Linked DNA regions of Mus musculus: region 1 is linked to region 2. Evidence: chromatin contacts called from ENCODE Hi-C or POLR2A ChIA-PET data. All regions are on one chromosome and are shown on one strand. The core of a region is the stretch at or near the end of the contact, and the rest is flanking DNA. Distances in the headings are between cores, read along the strand shown. Region 1 overlaps Ubash3b (ubiquitin associated and SH3 domain containing, B). Region 2 holds the start of Hspa8 (heat shock protein 8).

Region 1 (4,042 bases), core at 976-3,475, 300 kb after region 2:
GGAAGGGTTGAAGGACACTGGCAAAGGCCACACACACACACACACACACACACACACACACGCATTGCAACGTGCGCATTCGTGCATGTGTGTGTGCATGTATATGGCTGCATAAGGACATGTGTGCACATGTGTAAAATTCCAAAGTGAATGCTGAGCATCTTCTTGGATGGCTTTCCACCTTATTGATGAATGGTCTGAGCCTGGAGTTTGCCATTTCAACTACTTTAGCCAGCAAACTTGGTCCATTTCTGTAAGTTTCCGCTAGTTCCAAGAAGTCCCTACCTCTCCTTCTTAAGCACAGACCTACAGGTGGCCACCCCACCCACTCATTTCCTCCTGGCTGCGTTCTGGGCATCTGAACTCTGGTCCTTGATCTTGCATAGCAAACACTTTAACCACTGAGCCACGTCCCCAGCTCCACTGTGCAACGTTTTGCTCTTTAAAAGTCTGGTAACTGTGCTAGAGAGGTAGCTCAGTCAGCAGTGGGCTTTGCCTTCCATACCTGAAGCCCTGGATTGGACCTCAAGAGCTGCAGAAACCCAACATGGTTCCATATGCTTGTGTATTCAGAAGGTGGAGGCAGGAAAATCAAATGTCCAAGGTTTCACAGTGAGCTTCAGGCCAGCCAGGACCCTGTCCCACTAACAAAATCTACTACTAAGCATGATGGCTGATGCTGACCTCCCAACCCAGCCTGGTTCTTTCCCCTGTTTCCTAGAGTCAACATCCTGTGAATGCCAGACTGGCATCACAACCATATTTCTTCCCTTGGTTTTGTCATCTCCAAGTAGGAGAGTGTTCCTCTCCTAGACCTTGGGTCCCTCAGTGAGTTACTTTTACTGATGTCAGTAAATCTGTTGGCCACACTGACTAGGTCACTAGTGTTGGCTAGCTGGTGCTTGGATTCCAGTGAGCTCCAACCTGGCAATGGTAATTTTGATCTTGTTTTTCTGCAGCCAAAACACAGATATTGGGTGAAGGATTTCTCATTTGGTAGAGTGTTTGCCTAGCATGACCAAAGCTCTGGGTTTGATGCCCAACATGGCATAAAACTAGGTACACTAGACCATGCCTATAGTCCCAGAACTTGACAGGAAGAGACAGGAAGATCAGAAGTTGAAAGTAAAACTTAGCTACATTCTGAGTTCGAAGCCAACCTAGGGATGTGTGAGCCCTTTTCTTCCCCAAACCGTAAAGTAAAATAAACCCTTTAGTAGCCCCTTCGAGCTCTGTTGGTTCCATCTCCCACCTTCCTTTGCCTGCTCATTCCACTGAAACAGCTAGTCTAGGCATCATTTCTTTCTTTAAAAAAAAAAAGATTTCAACTTATTTATATTCATCATTTCTCTAATCCTCTAAACATACTGCTGCCCCAGACCGTTGATGTCCCCTGGTCCCCCTGCCATGACTGTTCCTGTTACGGAATCCACGTGGCTTCTGAGTCCTTTATTAGCTTAACGGACATTTCTGTAACAAATAGAAATCCCTTCCCTTCCTTCCTGCTTTATTCTTTTCCAGATTACTCTCTGAGATACACACATTTTTATTGTGTGGTCTCTTCCCTCTAGTATGATGGCAAAGAGATTTTTAAATCACATTGACTCCTGTAACCCCAGAGACAAGGCCAGCATCTGGCACACAGTAGGTGTTCAGCTAGTATTTGATAAAAGGAAGATTAGTCCAGATCAGGTGATTTTTGTTTGTTGGAAGGGATTTCTTTTGCTTTCTTTCATGTAACTCAGGCTGGCCTTGAATTTCCTACACAGCTAAGGGTCATTGACCCTGAACTTCTCATTCTCTGTCTCATAAGCGCTGGGATTACAAGCATGAGCCACACCCAGTTCGTGTGTTACTGGGGATCAAACCCAGGGAGGGCTTCTTGCATGGTAGGCAGGCAGCCTGCAAATGGAGATACATCCCTAGCCTTCTAGATTAGTTTTAATAACAGGTTCCAAATAACCAGGCCAGCTGGTATTTTGTTAACTTCCACACTCTTAAAAGCAGGGGTGTGGTGGCAGGGCAGACAACTAGGCCTTTGTTTGTTTGTTCGTTTTGGTCATAATTACTATTTCCTCGGTGATAGTATTTTCTGTATTTTGCTCTAGCTCAAAGCTTCCCTGAGGCTAGTTGACAGAGTGAACTTGCCTAAGAGTTCAGTGGTTCTCAAGATGATTTCCTTGTTTCTTTGTTGGAACGCCATCCCTTTAAGAGTCAGATCCAGACGGCCTGTTCAGCCGACTTCCAGTGTTAAAGTTATTTCCAGTGGTGCGTGGGTGGGAGGAGGGAGCTACGTTTGTTCCTTAGTGGTTTGGAAAGGCCTTCGAAGATGTCTTCCTTTCCTACCCAAGTCAGTTCATTCCCTTAAAACCCTTTTCCAAACCACGCAGCACAACCCCTTAGACTAGGCAGCCTTCAAGGCGCACTATCGGCTCTGGGTGACATTTGGGAGCATGTTTCTCCCCTCTTTAGGATGTGTCTTAGGAGAGGGTGACCTTTTCTCCTTGGGGAGTCACAGAATGATAGTCATACAGTGTTCTGTGTGGACTGACAAGATTCAGGCTTTTAGTTCTCTGGAGAGAGTTTTGCTCTGGCATTCACAGGGTGTTGACTCTAGGAAACAGGAGAAAGAGCCAGCCTGGGTTGGGAGGTCAGCACAGGAATTATCAGTATATGGAATCTATTCAAAGCCAGGAATATGAATAAAACTGATTTGGGAACAGCTGGGGATGTGGATCAGTAGGCAGAATACTTGCCTTGCACACACAATGCTCTCCATTGGACTCAGAGCACCATAGGAACCAGGTGTGATGGGGTTGCCTGCAGTCCCAGCCCTTGGGGAGAAGAGGCAGGAAGAGCACAAGAAGCTCTATATATAGCATCTGTACAGCAAGTTTGAGGGCCTTGGTTTTCAGCCTGGGCTCCTCCAATATTTAGGGGAGGAGATGAAATAACTCACAACAGGATCTGAGCAGAAGCAATTAATGGAGAAGGTGGAGAGAGGAGACTCCTGAAGGCTAAGTACGTTTAAGAAATCATGAGCCAAGGAGGACTCAGCCATCTTTATGTCTTGCTGGAGATGGAGGATGCAGCTGGCTGTGGACAGGGCGATGCTGTGATGTCAGTACCCTCAATAGGAAAGGAGACACTGAAAGTGGGAAGAGTAGAGAATGCAGAAAATGCGCTGAGAAGTTTTACTGTTAGTGTGTTTTATACCTTAGGTTTGGCCGGAAGGGGGAACAGAGGACATGAGCCCTCACTGGAAGCCCAGTTGCTCCTGCCGTTGGAAACTTCTCGACTGACAAGAGAAGCTAGTACTGATTCTGATGTCATGGGGCCTACGCTAGGCTTCTTACTCTTGGACTGACACAGTCGCAGGAAGCCAGTGCTGATGATGTCATGGGGCCTACGCTAGGCTTCTTACTCTTGGAAACTTATTTTCAGTAGAGAGGTTAGAGAGAGAAAGCAGGAGGGCCAGTGCAAATGTAAGATGTCGGAGTGTTGGGTCTTCCTAATGGCTGTTCCATCACAAATGTTAATGGCAAACTTTCACCTGCCCCCAGCTTCCCAGATAAGTTCAGCACAATTAGTAGATACTGGTGGATATCTAGGGCAGAGTGGGGACCTGACTTAGGAGCTATGGGGTCTTGAATTACTCTGACTTTTGATTACACTGGTTAAAAGATCTCTGTTAAGTGGGCGTCGGTGCTGCTCCCTGCTGTCTTCGGTTACAACTGAGGTCGTAGTTCTCAGGTTCTCAGAACAATATTTGACATGAAGACAGTGTTACTTGGTTTTGTATTTCCATTGCCCGAGTATTCGGGTCACTCTGCCGTAAGGAACACATTCTCCTTTTCCTTTCTCAAAATGCAGGTTGCGTGAGGTAGCCTAGCTTTTTATTTCTAGCTTTCTATCATCTTACTGGTCCCGTTCAAATAGTTTTCACAATAATAACAACAAAATGTGTTCATGGGTGAGACGTATTGTTCATTGAGAAAGCATTAAGTTAACGGTACAAAGTCCTTGAGTAAAGAAAAAAAAA
Region 2 (3,943 bases), core at 909-3,408:
GTACTAAGGAGTTGTTAATTTGCTGGAATTCTTATTTTTCCACTGGCAAGAGGCTTCAACTGGATTGCCAGGCAAGGGGCCTGCTCTCTCCTTCTCCTACCCTCAGCATTTCCTGTCTCCCCATGCTGCCTCAGTTTGACTTCTTTTGAGACGGGGTTTCACTGAGTTGCTCAGGCAAGCCTTTGTTTGGGCAGGGCAGGGCAGGCAGGCCTTGTTTTAGACTCTGGAGTCGCAAGGGTCACAGGCCTGAACCACCCACCTCCCATCCCAGAATGTAAGCTTGTGAAACAGACTCCGGCTCTAAATTTTTAAAAATTTACTTACAGACTGACAGTCTCATATATCCTAACTTCTGTCTAGCAAAACTTTTGATCCTTCTCCTCAGTGCTAACTAAAAGCTCGAACCACCACACCTTAGCTTAAAGAAAAAAGAAAAAAGTGGAGAGGGTGATTCCAAGAAAAAACAGTTGTGTCTATTCCTATAAGTAATGTCTCTGTGTCTCACTTTCCCTCAGGTTTCTAATATGGGGTACTACATACCTTAGAAAAGTGTTTTGATATTTATAGAGAGCACTTTACATGTTATGTACACTTTAGGTTAGCAAAAAGCATTGTATTAAAACGATCTTCTTGAACTGCAACAGAGTTACATCCTTGTACATCCTCCCATGAACTCCAAGCCAACATTCCTCCCGAGATGCAAATACCAAAGAAAAAATTTATTTATGACTGTCTTAGTGATTACTAGCTTTTGACAAGGACAAAGAGTCCCCGGTCTTCCGCTAGCCTTCCTCACGTGGTCTGGAGACCTTCCAATTTAAACGCCACAACAGTATTCTTTAAAAAATAAAAAGACAACCTATCTAACTAATAAAGAGCTGCACTCCCTGCCTATTTGAAAGGACGCGTGGAAAGTGCTAGAGAGCCGGGTGTGACGAGGCCCGGAACGCCCAGCCTCCAGGCACTGCGGTTTCAGAGTCTAAGCACTCGCTCCGGCCATTGGCTCAGTCACGTTTTCAAGGACTCAGCGCGGCCGGGCGTTTAATTTTTGGTAAAAGTCAAGTCAGGAGAGACATTACCTCATGTTACTGAAAATAAAAAGGTCGCGATCACTCTATCAAGGACACGGGGCTGCCGGAAACCAGGAATGCCAGTGCCTAGCTCACCCACAAAGGGACAAAAAACATTTATCTTTCGTACATTTATTCCATTAACTGATGAGTCTGGTGGAGCAGAGAGGGGACAGAGGTCACGCTGTCCCCTGTGGGACAGCGGAGGTGGGGAGGGGCGTTCGGCTCAGGGGTAAGCAGAGAGGACTGGGCCATTTCTTTGATAGAGGATCACAAACGATCCTGGGGACATGTGGCGAGCCAGGCAGATCGAGCCTCCGCACTGGGGGGGGGGGGAATCGAGGTGTCCCATTTTGTGGGGGGTGAGGGGTGGGGAAAGCCAGCGAGATAGCGCGGCGGCTTAGCCTCCCACAAGCTGGCAGCACGAAACAAGAAGCCTAGCAGTGCTCCTTAGTCTCAGGCTGGGGTGGACCAAGCCCGAGGCCGGGAAACCGCCGGGCTCAGGGAGAAGGACCGAGGGTCGTGTGGGGGAGGGGCGCAACAACCTTCGCAGCCATTTTGTCCTCGCCCCACTTCCGTCTTCTCTTCCCGGACTCCCCCTCCCTCAGGCTCTTCTCTCAGGCAGCCCGGGGTCCCAAGAGGTAGGGATCCGGCCGAACGCTGCTCTCATTGGTCCGTCGCGGAGGTACCCGCCTTCCTCCCAGGGCATCCTTCCGCCCCCTCCCGCCTGCGCTGCCGGGTCGCGCACGCGCACTCGCCGGCGACCCTCTCCCCTCCCCCAGCAGCTCTGAGTGACAGAGGACTCCCGCGCGCGGGCTCCCGGCGCCCCGCCTTCTCCGCTCCCCCCGGGCCGTTCCCAGAGCGGGGGCGAGCGTGAAAGTTCCAGAACGCCGCGGTCGTGCGTCATCGCGAGGCGGGGCGGGGAGAAGGCGGGACCTAGGCGAGCGTTCTGGCTCTTCATTAGTGCAGTCGGCAAGGGCTGGTCGTCCATTGGCTAAGAAGCTATGATCGGCAGCGGGATGGGGCGGCACCCTTCTGGAAGGTTCTAAGACAGGGTATAAGAGAGAGGGAAGCGGGCGGAAACCGGTCTCATTGAACGCGGAGGCAGCTGCCTGGCATTTGTGTGGTCTCGTCGTCAGCGCAGCTGGGCCTACACACAAGGTGAGGCATGGGACTCGGGGGTTTGCGGGGGTCCGGGGTGGTGCAGGAGTCCCGGGGAGTCTCTTAGGCGGCGGCTGCAGCTCAGGCCGTCACCACCAGGGACAGAGACTGCAGCAGATCCGGAGGATGGGCTGAGTCAGGGCGGCGCCGCCATGGCCTTGTGGCTCCGCGTGGCGGGGGAGGGGAGCCACAGGCGCCCTGGTCTTTTTATCCTGTCTGTGACTTCAAATATAAGGCTTCTGCCCGGCGCCCACAGGGCAGGGCCCCCCGAGGTGGGAAAGGGGGATCCTGGCTCCCGCGGTGCGCGGTCCGGGTGGGGGGGGTTCGGGGGGCGCTCGGAGGTGGCCACGTGCTCCACCATTGTCGCAGACCTTTAGGACAGATGGTTCCTTGAGCCTTGGGCGGGCTGTGCCAGGCTTGGCACAGACCACCTATACTGCAGCACTGCTGCCACGAGCCTGCCGCGTGGCTTCAGGTGATAGGTCTGGGTCACCAAGTCCAGACCCACTGCGGACTGGATAAAAGCCGGAAAGCGAGTGCTTAGCCCCCCTCCTTTTTTTTTCTAATAGCAACCATGTCTAAGGGACCTGCAGTTGGCATTGATCTCGGCACCACCTACTCCTGTGTGGGTGTCTTCCAGCATGGAAAGGTGGAAATTATTGCCAATGACCAGGGTAACCGCACCACGCCAAGCTATGTTGCTTTCACGGACACAGAGAGATTAATTGGGGATGCGGCCAAGAATCAGGTTGCAATGAACCCCACCAACACAGTTTTTGGTAAGTCGCCAGCATCTTTGTGCCACTAGCATGAGTAAAAGGGCTGGGGGGCAGGGCATTTGGAATGTAGAAACAGATCTGCCTTAATAACTGCAGCCTGAGATTGCAACTGTTTAAATATGACAATATAAGGCCACAAGATTTTAAATATGGGCCTTGGCTTCCTGCACTAGAGATTACGTCCATCTAGATGGGTGCTGCAGGTTTTTGTTTTCTGTTTTTTTGGTTTTTTTTTTTTTTGCAGTGATAGGCACTAAGGAGTGTGATGAGGTATGTTTAATATTTTACAGATGCCAAACGTCTGATCGGGCGTAGGTTTGATGATGCTGTTGTTCAGTCTGATATGAAGCACTGGCCCTTCATGGTGGTGAATGATGCAGGCAGGCCCAAGGTCCAAGTGGAATACAAAGGGGAGACAAAAAGTTTCTACCCAGAGGAAGTGTCCTCCATGGTTCTGACAAAGATGAAGGAAATTGCAGAAGCGTACCTCGGAAAGGTGGGTTTTTTTTTTAACAGGTGCCATTTGAGATGGGTGTTACCTTTATGTTTAATTCACACATTCTGATCGGGAATTTGCCAACCAAACAATTGTGCAATTCATTGTTTTTTAGACCGTTACCAACGCTGTGGTCACAGTGCCCGCTTACTTCAATGACTCTCAGCGACAGGCAACAAAAGATGCTGGAACTATTGCTGGCCTCAATGTACTTCGAATCATCAATGAACCAACTGCTGCTGCTATTGCTTACGGCTTAGATAAGAAGGTAGGCATTTCAAATCAAGTACAACTTTGTTAGGGTTAACTTGCCAGAAACAGGCCTGAGCTAAGAATGTCTTATTTGACAGGTCGGAGCTGAAAGGAATGTGCTCATTTTTGACTTGGGAGGTGGCACTTTTGATGTGTCAATCCTCACTATTGAGGATGGAATTTTT

The links. Hi-C counts contacts between places; a loop is a spot of excess contacts on that map. ChIA-PET counts read pairs that join two places held with the same protein, here RNA polymerase II (POLR2A).
Region 1: a loop to region 2 is called in a map of T-helper 1 cell, with 2.2 times the contacts of the local background. The contact joins the enhancer-like site here to the promoter of Hspa8 in region 2. A Hi-C loop is called at or near these places in 1 of 37 maps with a recorded cell type or tissue (T-helper 1 cell). POLR2A ChIA-PET finds 5 or more read pairs at or near these places in 1 of 5 experiments (Patski).

What each region holds. Positions count from the first base shown.
Region 1 is chr9:41,100,551-41,104,592 of GRCm38, forward strand. All of the region lies in intron 1 of Ubash3b (ubiquitin associated and SH3 domain containing, B), which reads right to left. Among named protein-coding and RNA genes, the nearest start is that of Ubash3b, 55 kb to the right of the region's middle. Within about 2 kb of position 2,226, at least 1 of the 3 ENCODE cell types and tissues checked has a DNase peak (open chromatin) inside an H3K27ac peak, as active enhancers do.
Region 2 is chr9:40,799,118-40,803,060 of GRCm38, forward strand. It overlaps Hspa8 (heat shock protein 8), which reads left to right and starts at 2,159. Exons shown (of 9, transcript NM_031165.5): 1 at 2,159-2,231; 2 at 2,801-3,010; 3 at 3,301-3,506; 4 at 3,622-3,774; 5 at 3,857-3,943. The coding sequence starts at 2,806.